Regions from separate parts of the Mus musculus genome. Here region 1 is linked to region 2. The links are chromatin loops, found by intact Hi-C in ENCODE. Cell type or tissue: left cerebral cortex. All regions are shown on one strand. Each heading gives the region's core, and the rest is flanking DNA. Links, peaks and the distances in the headings are about the cores only. Region 1 has its middle 4.0 kb from the start of Fgfbp1. Region 2 has its middle 21 kb from the start of Gm16015.

Evidence for each region. Peaks named below come from ENCODE experiments on the same cell type or tissue, not always from the same donor. Only the 100,000 strongest peaks of a DNase experiment are listed, where the experiment ranks them.
Region 1: a loop joins it to region 2, with 4 times the contacts of the local background. A loop is called at or near these places in 31 of 42 quality-filtered maps.

What each region holds. Positions count from the first base shown.
Region 1 is chr5:43,983,156-43,988,536 of GRCm38, reverse strand. No RefSeq gene overlaps it. Among named protein-coding and RNA genes, the nearest start is that of Fgfbp1, 4.0 kb to the right of the region's middle. In left cerebral cortex, for the core only: no CTCF peak of the experiment used is centred there; DNase peaks (open chromatin) are centred at 2,123 and 4,117.
Region 2 is chr5:43,927,944-43,933,324 of GRCm38, reverse strand. No RefSeq gene overlaps it. Among named protein-coding and RNA genes, the nearest start is that of Gm16015, 21 kb to the right of the region's middle. In left cerebral cortex, for the core only: no CTCF peak of the experiment used is centred there; no DNase peak of the experiment used is centred there.

The DNA of each region.
Region 1 (5,381 bases), core at 147-5,146, 55 kb before region 2:
GTAAATGGCCCAGAGCCTCACAGCAAAAGCAAAGGGAGAAAGCAAGCCTTTGATTCCTTTCTTCTCTGATGCACCCAGAGAACATTTCCACTTTGAAATAGGCTGTCAATCTCCTGGCTAATGTTCCAGGGCCTCAAGAACCTACAGTTTATCAGCATGTTAAAATACTCATCTTACAACTTCATTGTTTATAAATCAGAACACTGTAAACTTTACCCTCTTGGGGCATATCCTGGCCACTGGGGCAATCAGGAGCTTAGCAGATAAATGCCCAAAAGGAAAAGTGGGACAGAAAGGAGACAAAAGGAGGAAGAGGGAAGGGAAGAAAAGGAAATAGTATGGAAGGAATAAAGGAAGGGAGGAAGGGTGGGTAGAAAGAAGGGAGAGAGGGAGAAAAGGGGAAAAGAGAAGGAAGGGAAAGAGGGAAAAGAAAAGAAAGACAAAATAAAGAAAAGAAGGAACAGAGAGGAGAGAGAGGGGAGAAGGAAGAAGGAGAAAGAGAAAGGAAGGAAGGGAGGGAGGGAGGGAGGGAGGGAGGGAGGGAGGGAAGAAATACATCTAAAATATGTTTAAACTAAAAAAAAAAAAAAATGACAGAGACAAGACTGAAGATGTTCTGAGAGCGGTGCCCCTGGAAGGCTGCAGTGTGTAGGTACTGCCCCTTCCCCTCAGCCTATCCTGGCTTTCTCTAGCCATTGACCTTTGCCTCCAAAGGGACGCAGTAGAACCATCCAGGTCAGCACAGGGTCCTCAGCAGCTTGGACATTGTATCATACCTTAAACCATTTTAGCAGGTTCCTACCTTTCTCTAAGCATGCCTCTTGATGCCATCCTCCCCGATGGAAATGTTCAGACAAGATCATTATGGAAATACAAATAGAACATTCATTGAGATTTCAGGGGGTTCTTATAGCAATATATATCTTAGTTAAAATTTTCATTCCAAAGTCAGGAGCACCTCATGAGCCCTTCACTGTAAATGTGCATGCCTTATCAACTGCTCATGCCTCCTAATGGCTACAAAGAGGCCAATGGTTCCGACATAGAACCTGCCCCATGACGATAGAAACACTTCAAGATGTGATAATGACGAAGGGTTTCTGAACACATTCCATACACACCCAAGAAAGAAGTGATTCTGAGTTAGAAGATGACTGACAGAATCGGGGGGGGGGATCTTTCCCACCTATCTATATGACAGGAATTCATTGTCAGAATATATTAAGCACTATCAAAATTAAACATCAGAAACCAAGTAATCAAATAAATAAAAGGGTAAATTACCTGAATAGACTCCTTTAAAGACAGTACATGGATGTTTAGTCATCAGGTAAACGTAACTTAGAGTTCTTCAGAACTCCACTGAGATTCCCATCATCCCATTGGTTTTCTGTTAGCATTCTGTCTAAGCTCCTCCTGACAGTTACCTGGCAACAGCCTGGAATGCCTGACTCCCTATAAAAGGGGCTGCTTGACCCTCCTCTCTCTCTTGCTCTTGCCGTCCTGCTCTCCCTCTGTCCTCTTGCCCCTTTCTCCCCTCTCTCCCTTTGCCTACTCCCCCTCTCTCCACATACTCAGAGCCGACCTCTACTCCTCTATGTCTTCTCTCTCTCTCTTTCTCTCTCTCTCTCTTCTTTCTCTGTCTCTACTACCCTCTTAACTCCCCTCCCCATGCCCCGAATAAACTCTATTCTATACTATACTGGTCCCTCAGAGGGAATGGATGGCTCAGCATGGGACTGCCAAGGCAACCCCTCCTCCCCATACCTTACTGCACCTACACAAAACACATCCCTCCTCTCTTTATCTCTTTATAAACACATCATTGTCCAATCCAGAAAGCAAACACCATGCTGGTAAGATGGGGAAGGAAAAGGAACCCTGATACACTGTTATGAGAGAGTTGATTGGTGCATCCATTATGGAAATTACTTTGAAGGTTCCTCTCAAACCTAACATCAGACCTACTATATGATCCAGCAGCCACTGTAGGTATGCATGCAATGAAAGCAGTCAGCATATGATAGAGCCCCATACACCCATGTGTCATGTAAGGCCATCCATAACAGACAAGTTTTGGAATCAGCCTAGACACCCAGCAATGAGTGAATCATCATAGAGTCTTACTCAGCTATAGAGAAATGGAACCATGCCATTTGCAGGAAAGTAAGTGTATCTGGAAATCATCCTGTTTAAAGGAGAGAAGCCAGACTCAGAAAGAAAGAATTACATGCTTCCTTCTATGAGTGGAATCTGCTCAAGGAAAAAGTCACAAAAACAGAAAAGGGATTAGTAAGGTAGAGAAGGACCAGAAGGCATGGAGACATAGGAGGAAATAAGGGTGAATGTTATTAAAGAACTTTATATGGATGCATGAAAATATTACAGTAAAGTACATTATTTTGTGTCATTATATATACTAATAAAAATTTACAAATTTGGCCAATAAAAAAAAGTCTGATGCTGATACCATTAAGACAGCAATACCTGGCTACTTACAGACCACCCTGATGCCCTGAGCCCATGACTCTTCCCATCCAGTTGCCATGCTCAGCATAGCTGCTGGGAGCTTCAAGGTGGGATGGAGTGGAAACCGAGTGTTCTAGCACATTCCTCCTGTAGGAGAATGTGACTTCTGTGCTCTCTATCTCTTGCCGGGTGACATGGCGTTGGAGGAGGTTACCTTCCCCTCGGGCCCCTCAGTTACCTGAGGAGCCCTTTAGAATTGGTTAGCTAAAACCTGATGGGATGCCCCAGACTATGCAAATGACTCTTCTCTTCAGCCTCGGTCTTGGAGCTCTGCAGAATGTGTGTGCAGCTGCTTTGAGTCCTTAGTGAGACTGTCTCTGATGAAGGGCGGAACCCAGGAAACAATTCACTGTCTAAATTTAAAAAAAACTCATCTTCGTATGGGTTACCAGCCTAGCAAGTGTCTCTGTCTCGACATTTATTATAAACCACTGGACATTTGCCTAACATTTGTTCTCTTCATGTTGAAAAAAACTTGGAGACTTTCCCATCACCTAGCTATTCATCGTGTCAATCAAACTCACACATGTCTCTACATGTATCAAGCCCGTAATACAAGGCCATCCTATCTCCTAATTCCTTTTGGAGATAGGTATTACTGAGAATTGTTAAGGTACACATGTCATTCTCAGAACCCGAAGGCATAGCTGGGAGAAGAAACGTCATTCAATAAGACGCTCATGTCCCAGAAAACTAGGTTAATTGGAGGATGTAATAGTTTCCTCAGACAACTCCTTCTAAAACCTCTAACTTTTCAAATAACCCCCTAAAGAGTGTCTGGTTTTCACTAGGACTTAGCCTTTCTTTATGAGTTTTCCATGTTGCCATCACTCCACAACAACAGAAGGAACAGTGGCGAGTCCAAACTCTCAAGGACTGATGAACTATAAATGCTCATCAGCCAACGACCTACTCATAGGATACAGGACCCATTTGAACCTCAACTTTCATAAAACAACAGCAAAAACACTTAGTGCACCTACAGACTGTTCTGTCTGACCATTGATCTGATAATCTCTAAGATTTGGGCGCTTTCATTGATACAGAAGCCCAGATCCTCCACAGACTTCATAGCTTTGCCAAAGCATTTAACAGAGGAACCATTAAGACAGTGAAGAGATGACCTACAGAATAGGAGAAAAACTTTGCCAGCTATTCATCTCACAAGGGATTAAATTCCAGAATATGTAAATCTAAAGAACTCTAAAACTTAAACACCAAAAACCAAACAAACTAACTAACTAATCAATAGGTATACAAATGAACTGAATAGACCCTTTACAAATGCTGTAATAAACATCAATTCCAGTAGGGCTTCTCTTGGATGGAAAAGGCATCTCAGAGGACATTGTGCTGTCTCAGAAGCTCACCACTGGATATGACATAGCCTCAGCTCATATGACCCCACAGCTTTCGAGTGTGGTATGAAAACTATCAGTATCGAAGAGCCAGGCAAACCTGCCAGGTCTTGAGAACAGGAGTCAAATCAACCTTGTGTTGGCATTCCCTTCAGTACCTAATACTGCAACTTGCCCAGAATAGGTACTGCATAAATATGGAAACACTAGCTCCCACTCCCAGTTCCCAGTTACTGCTGTCTCTGCAGGCTCCTGAGCAATTCTTTTCTACTTTGGATAGGAAAGATGTCCCCATGGGTAGAACCCTAGGCTTCCCTCCAACCTGGCAATTAACTTCTGCACTGTCAACTGAGATAAGCCCCCCTTATTGTCCACCACTTCCTTGGGACAAACACTATAGCAGCCTTGATTACATTCCTGTTAGCCAGTAGCCTGTAGTTTTTAGTTGGTTTTTAGACAAATAAAGGAATTAGCAATGATCCAGTGGAATAGGGGAGGTCTCACAAGCTATTCTTATTCCCCTGTCCTCTCTGAAGTAGCCCCCTACATGGAAGTGTCTTGGCTCTGTTTCCCTACTGGCCTCTCCAGAGTTGTTTCTAGGCTTCTCACCCGAACATCTTCAGAGTATATCTGAAGGAGCATGGTCACATGCCAAGCCACACAGTGTCTGTGTGTGTGTGTGTGTGTGTGTGTGTGTGTGTGTGTGTGTGCGCGCGCGCGCGCGTGCACGCACATGCACATAGAAGTAGATGCAGAGAGAGGCTATGAAAAAGTATTAAATCATGTGGACTCCTTTAAGGAATCTTTGCTGCTAAAAATAATGTACTTTTAAAAAGTTCTAAGATAGTCAAAAAGCTTGATTTGAGGGAACATTGATCATAAAAGAACAAAACTATTATCTCCTACTACCCTACTAACTTACTACCGCCATCACCACCACCACCACCACGACCTCCACGTCACTACCCTCTAGCATCGCCATCTCTAGCACCTCCTCCCCTACCACCACCTTTACCACCACAGAAAGCTTTTTCAGAAAGAATAGTGTTTGCAATAACTGTTAAACAAGAACAAGCTAAATTGTCTTACTGTCAATTATTGGCATTCTAGTATTACAACCTACCCCCCCCAAAAATCCCTAATAATCTCTTCTTGATTAGTTTAAACTAACACTAAGAGTTATTTCTTAGATTGATTCAGAATCGGACAACATTGAACACACCTAACAAAAGGAGTTGATGACACTAAATGGTTTGAAAAGCTTTCTCTTGCAAATCAAGGAATTTTGAAGAGCTCCTCAGTCTGCCTCCTTCCACAGCACAGCTGTAGTATCAACACTGCCTCTGGATGGTCTACAAAAGAGAGACTTTAGCAGCAGGTGTCTTTTGATTTGCTACACAGGGAGTCAGAAACCTCAGAATTGAAAACTTGGAATGCACATTCTTCTCATAGTTCCAGCATGAGTACCTGTTTACCACACACACTGGATCTCAC
Region 2 (5,381 bases), core at 129-5,128:
AATCTAAGGCAAAACAGACATACTGTGAACAAAGTATCTTAGGATGCTATTGCTTTTCCAAAGCATATTGTTTTGTCTCTTTTGTTGATATAAGTAAATAGGCTTTACTATATCGCTCTTGCAAAAATAATGGCCAATCTTGACAGAAATTCATCAGCAACATGTGGATATTTCTCTAAGTTCTTCTGTTGATAATTTCTGTCCAGCCAAGGGAAAGACAAGATAATGTGATGCCTTCCACATTACAAGACAAGACTAGTTCTTCTGGGGGCTGGAGAGATGGCTCAGCAGTCAAGAGCACTGACTGCTCTTCCAGAAGTCCTAAGTTCAATTCCCAGCAACCATATGGTGGCTCACGACTATCCGTAATGAGATCTTATGCCCCCTTCTGGGGTGTCTGAAGACAGCTACAGTGTACTCACATATAATAAATAAATAACATCTTTAAAAAGGAAAAGGAAAAAGAAAAGAAAAAGAAAAAGAAAAAAGACTAGTTCTTCTGATTCCATGCCATGCTGTGTCCCGGGTGGCACTGTCTGGTCTAATGGACCATGGTGTAATTAAGGAGGGGCATCAGATTGAGAAGCCCAGGGAGCTGGCTGAGACTCTGTTAAATGGTTTCCCCCAGTTTTCTCAATCTTGAAATAACAACTCCAGCAAGGGTTCTGGGAATTAGCCACATTCACCATGTTCAAGGCCAAGGCTGTTGTTGCAGTTCTCCCATAGGATTGCATGACCTGAGCATCCTATGAAGGAGGGTAGCTGCCATCTCTGTGAACTTCCTGGAGCTGTGTCATCAGATGGCAGGTGGAGGCACAAGTAGGGGCTATTTTGGTCTCATTGTGGTACACAGGACAGGGTCTCTTTACCCCTTTACTGAGTCTAGTGTGCTACCCGTATGTCTTTCTCTTTCATGGAATTTGCAATTATAGATACCACTTCTATCCTATAAGCCATTGTAAAACAAACAAACAAAAAAACAAAAAAACAAAAAAAAACAAAAAAACTCCCCCAAACTACATATTTGCTGGTCAACAATCTGTCGAATTTGTAGCCTGACAATTATCAAAATCTTCAAACAAGAAAAACCTAAGGAGTCAACTTGCCTGTCTCCTTCGTTAGATTAAAAATTAAGCCCTAGAGAAATTAAGTGACTTGCCCAAAGTCACAGGGCAGGCTCTTTCCATCAACACCAAAGTCAAGCGACTTCAACACCATCTTCAAGGACAGCTCTGCCCCTAGTCCCCAGTCCTCTTTTTATGAAATGAAGATGGATTGTTTCCCGTTGTGGCAGTGTGGCTGACAGGGAGCTGGGCTCACTGCTGTTCCATTCCAAGACAGAAACACAGTTTCTGCTGAATGGGTATCATCACTCTTACACAGTTGTAAAGCCCAAAGGTCCGTAAATTGAGCCATCAAAGTCCACAGATACTCCCACTGGCACACTCCCTTGACTTTGGATTAATTCATTGTCACCCACTAGAGCTGGAAGCGCTAGAGAAAAAGGCTAGTGTTTGGGAGAGCATCAGTTTGGGAGACACCTCAGGGTGTCTGTGAAGCTAAGTGAGAGAATGCAGGAATGAGGGGAGCAGGAGCGCAGCACAAGCCTTCCCAGCACAGGGATCGCAGAGGCCATCTGATCCTGTCACTGATTGTAAAAAGTAAGAAAAATAAAAACATATCCAGTAGTTCAGGAATACTTACTGAGAGCCTGATTGGGACCAAAGACTTGTCTAGAAATTAGGGTTTCACCACAAATGGGCAATCTCATTTCATTCATGGGCCATATCTGCTATTTTAGGAAGTAGTTTAATTAATTGTTTTGCTAATTCATTCAATAAACATTTACTGAACATCTAGTACATGCTAGGGCTTTTGTGCATATTAGAAATATAGGGGGCTGGTTAGATGGCTCAGCGGGTAAGAGCACTGACTGCTCTACTGAAGATCCTGAGTTCAAATTCCAGCAAACACATGGTGGCTCACAACCATCCGTAATGAGACCTGACGACCTCTTCTGGTGTGTCTGAAGACAGTTACAGTGTACTTAATTATAATAATAAATAAATCTTAAAAAAAAGAAATATAGAATAGAATAAACAGAAGTCTTTGTCTCCTTAGAATTACAGAAATAACCAAGGACTTAAATAAATAACATCACAGGGTCCCGAGTGCAATGGGAAGCATCACGTAGATTAAGAAGTCTTAGCATGTATAGCCACACCCACTGGAATTGAAGTCAATTCCACCCTACGATAGCTCTAAAACTCCCATCAAGCTACACAACTTTTCTATACCATGTGCTGATAGTCATATGGTCTACTTCACAGCAATTTTTGTTAGAACTAAGTGAAGTATCTGGGAAGTACTTTGTTAGGTTAGTACCCAGCTATTCATTATTAGATGTCTAATAAATAACAGCTTCTTCCCCCACTCCCCCAAATTTAAAGAAACCAAAGACTTATCTAGATGTTAGGGTATTGTGAAATGGACAAGCTTCTTGGATTTAAAGATATAAGGTTACAGTTTGCCTGTCCTTGGTGTTCTCAGACTCAGTCCCCATGTGTTTGGATTAGCTAGCAGCCCTTGTCCTGGCTTCTTCAGGCTTTCACCTCATTTGCTTTTGTTGCAAAGTAATTGTCAGTTTTCAGCAAAGAAATGAAGTGAAATACAAAGCATGCAGAAAGCAGGCCGACTGCCCTTCCACGTCAACCTCAATATTTTCAGCAGACCAGGGAAAGCTCCCAGGTCACTCCTCTTCCGTGACCCAGGCCAGTGTCTTTAATGACTCAGAAAATGGAACATTTAAATTTCCTTTATCAGGTTGAGACTCGGCCTGACTTCTTCCATCTTTCTAGAAGATCAAGTGACACCTTCGATGACCATGAGTAGCCTGTCTCATGAATCTGATATGACCCTGCATACATTAAACTCAATGATAGACCACAGCCTCATAACCAAGCACATGGTGCACACACATGCATATCCAGAGGCCAGGCTTCAGGTCGGGCACCACCTTACACTAGCAAGACTCAGAATTTTCTTTGGTTAAATAAGAAAAAGGAGAGTTTGGATTATGTGTATCGGAGGGGACTCCCATTTCACTGAGTGGTGGGCCAGCACAGTTCCAGGAGGTGTGGCCTTTCTTGATACCAGAAGGCCGCTAGTAAGTGTGAATTTTAGCACCAGCTCTTCTCCAGGCCCAGCACAGTTACATGTGACTTTCACAACAGCTCTGGGAGAGAGGTGGCACTTTCTGAAAAACCAGGTGATATCCTCAGATTTCCACAACTAATTGATGGGAAACTTACAAATAAAACCATCCTGAGAAAATTGGGACAAGTTGGTGATCTTGTCTTTAGTACAATGTTTTCTATCAGATTACTCAAGTTGTGGCCTACATGAGAAGCTACTGTGAGATAGCCTCATCATGTACCCATGATTGGAAACCTAATGATATTTCCCACTTATTTATTTATTTATTTATTTATTCATTCATTCATTCATTCATTCACTTTACATCCCAATTGCAGCTCCCTCTCTTCTCCCAGTACCATCCTACCACCCCCTTCCTTCTTTCCCCCTTCCCTTCAGCGAAAGTGAGCCACCCTCCCACACCTACCATACCTACACCTCCCTGGTGTATCAAGTCACATCAGGACTAAGCATATCCTCTTCCACTGAGGTCAGACAAGGCAGCCAAACTAGAAGAAGGTGATCTAAGGGCAGGCAACAGAGTCTGAGTTAAAAACAGACTCTACTCCAGTTGTTAGGGGACCCACATGAAGACCAAGATAAATATCTGCTACGTGTGTGTGTGTGTGTGTGTGTGTGTGTGTGTGTGTGTGTGTGTGTGTGTGTCAGGGGGCACCTAGATCTAGACTCTGCATACTCTTTGGTTTGGTTGGTGGGTCAGTCTCTGTGAGCCCCTGTGGGCCTAGGTTAGAAGGCTCAGTAGGTCTTCTTGTGGTGTCCTTGACCCCTCTAGTTCCCCCAATCCTTCCCATGACTCTCCCAAGACTCCCGAGCTCCACTTAATGTTTGTCTGTGGATCTCTGCATCTGTTTCCATTAGCTGCTGAAGGAAGCCTCTCAGAGGGCAGTTATGCGAGGCTTCTGTCTGTAGCCATAGCAGAGTATCATTACTAGTGTCAGAGGTTGGCTCTTGGCGTAGATCTCAAATTTGGCCGTCACTGTTTGGCCGTTCCCTCAATCTCCGCTCTATCTTTATCCCTGCATTTATGGTAAGCAGGGCGAAATTTGGGTCAAAGGTTTTGAGGGTGTGTTGGTGTCCTGTTTCCCCCACTGGGGGTCTTGACATTTCAGTTTCTATATTCTGCACTGCTAGAAGTCTCAGGGTCACCCCCTTAGCCTCCCAGTTTTTGTTTTTTTGTTTTTTTTGAGAAACTGCTATATTGATTTCCAAAGTGGTTGTAAAAGTTTGCACTCCCACCAGCAATGGAGACATGTTTGTCTTACTCCACATCCTCTCTAGCATGTGGTGTCACTTGAGTTTTATGTCACTTAGCCATTCTAACGGGTGTAAAATGGAATCTCAGAGTCATTTTGATTTGCATTTCCTTGATGACTAAGAACCTTGGACATTTCTTTAAATACTTTTTTACTATTAGAGAGTCCTCTATTGAGAATTGTTTAGCTCTGTACCTTCTTTACATATTTTTAGATATTAGCCCTCTCTTGGATGTAGGGTGGATGGAGATCTTTTCTCATTGTTTAGGCTGCCATTTTGTCATATTTAGCCTAACAAAAGGTACTCATTTTCATGAGATCCCGTTTATTAATTGTTGAACTTAGTGCCTGAACGGAAACATGAGAATTTCAAGGTAGAGAGTTAAAACCTGCTCTCGTGCTTTTCTTCTAAACCTGTCCCCCAACAATAGCCTGAAGACCCCTGTCACAATGTGGTTCCATTTCCCACTTCTTTCTTTGGGGTATTCAGCCACTGCATACACCAGGCAGGGAAGGATCAATCTTTGATGTCCAGAATGGGTGAGTGAGCAGGATAGCAGCCCTACAGTGACTGCTGGAGGGTAGGGGAATCTTCTCCAAAGATTTCAGGGTTACAGCTCTTGCAGAGGGCATTTAATGAAAGAGCTTGTGCTCTTTATTCAGGGTGAACAAAGACTATTTAAACCTTGGAAAGTGAGAAGGAGTTCTTTTTAGGGTGAAGTTTCATTGGCTGGGCCTTAAGGTTTTGGGGATACCTTATTTGCTTTGAAAGACATTCCAAGAAATTGAACCTATAATTTCACCAAGGATTACATGACATTCCTTAGGTAGAGTGAGGGGGTCAGGCTCCCCAGATAACATAGAGAAGAGGCAGCCCTGTTGGGAAAGGGAGTCATTCATTTTGTGGCAAGC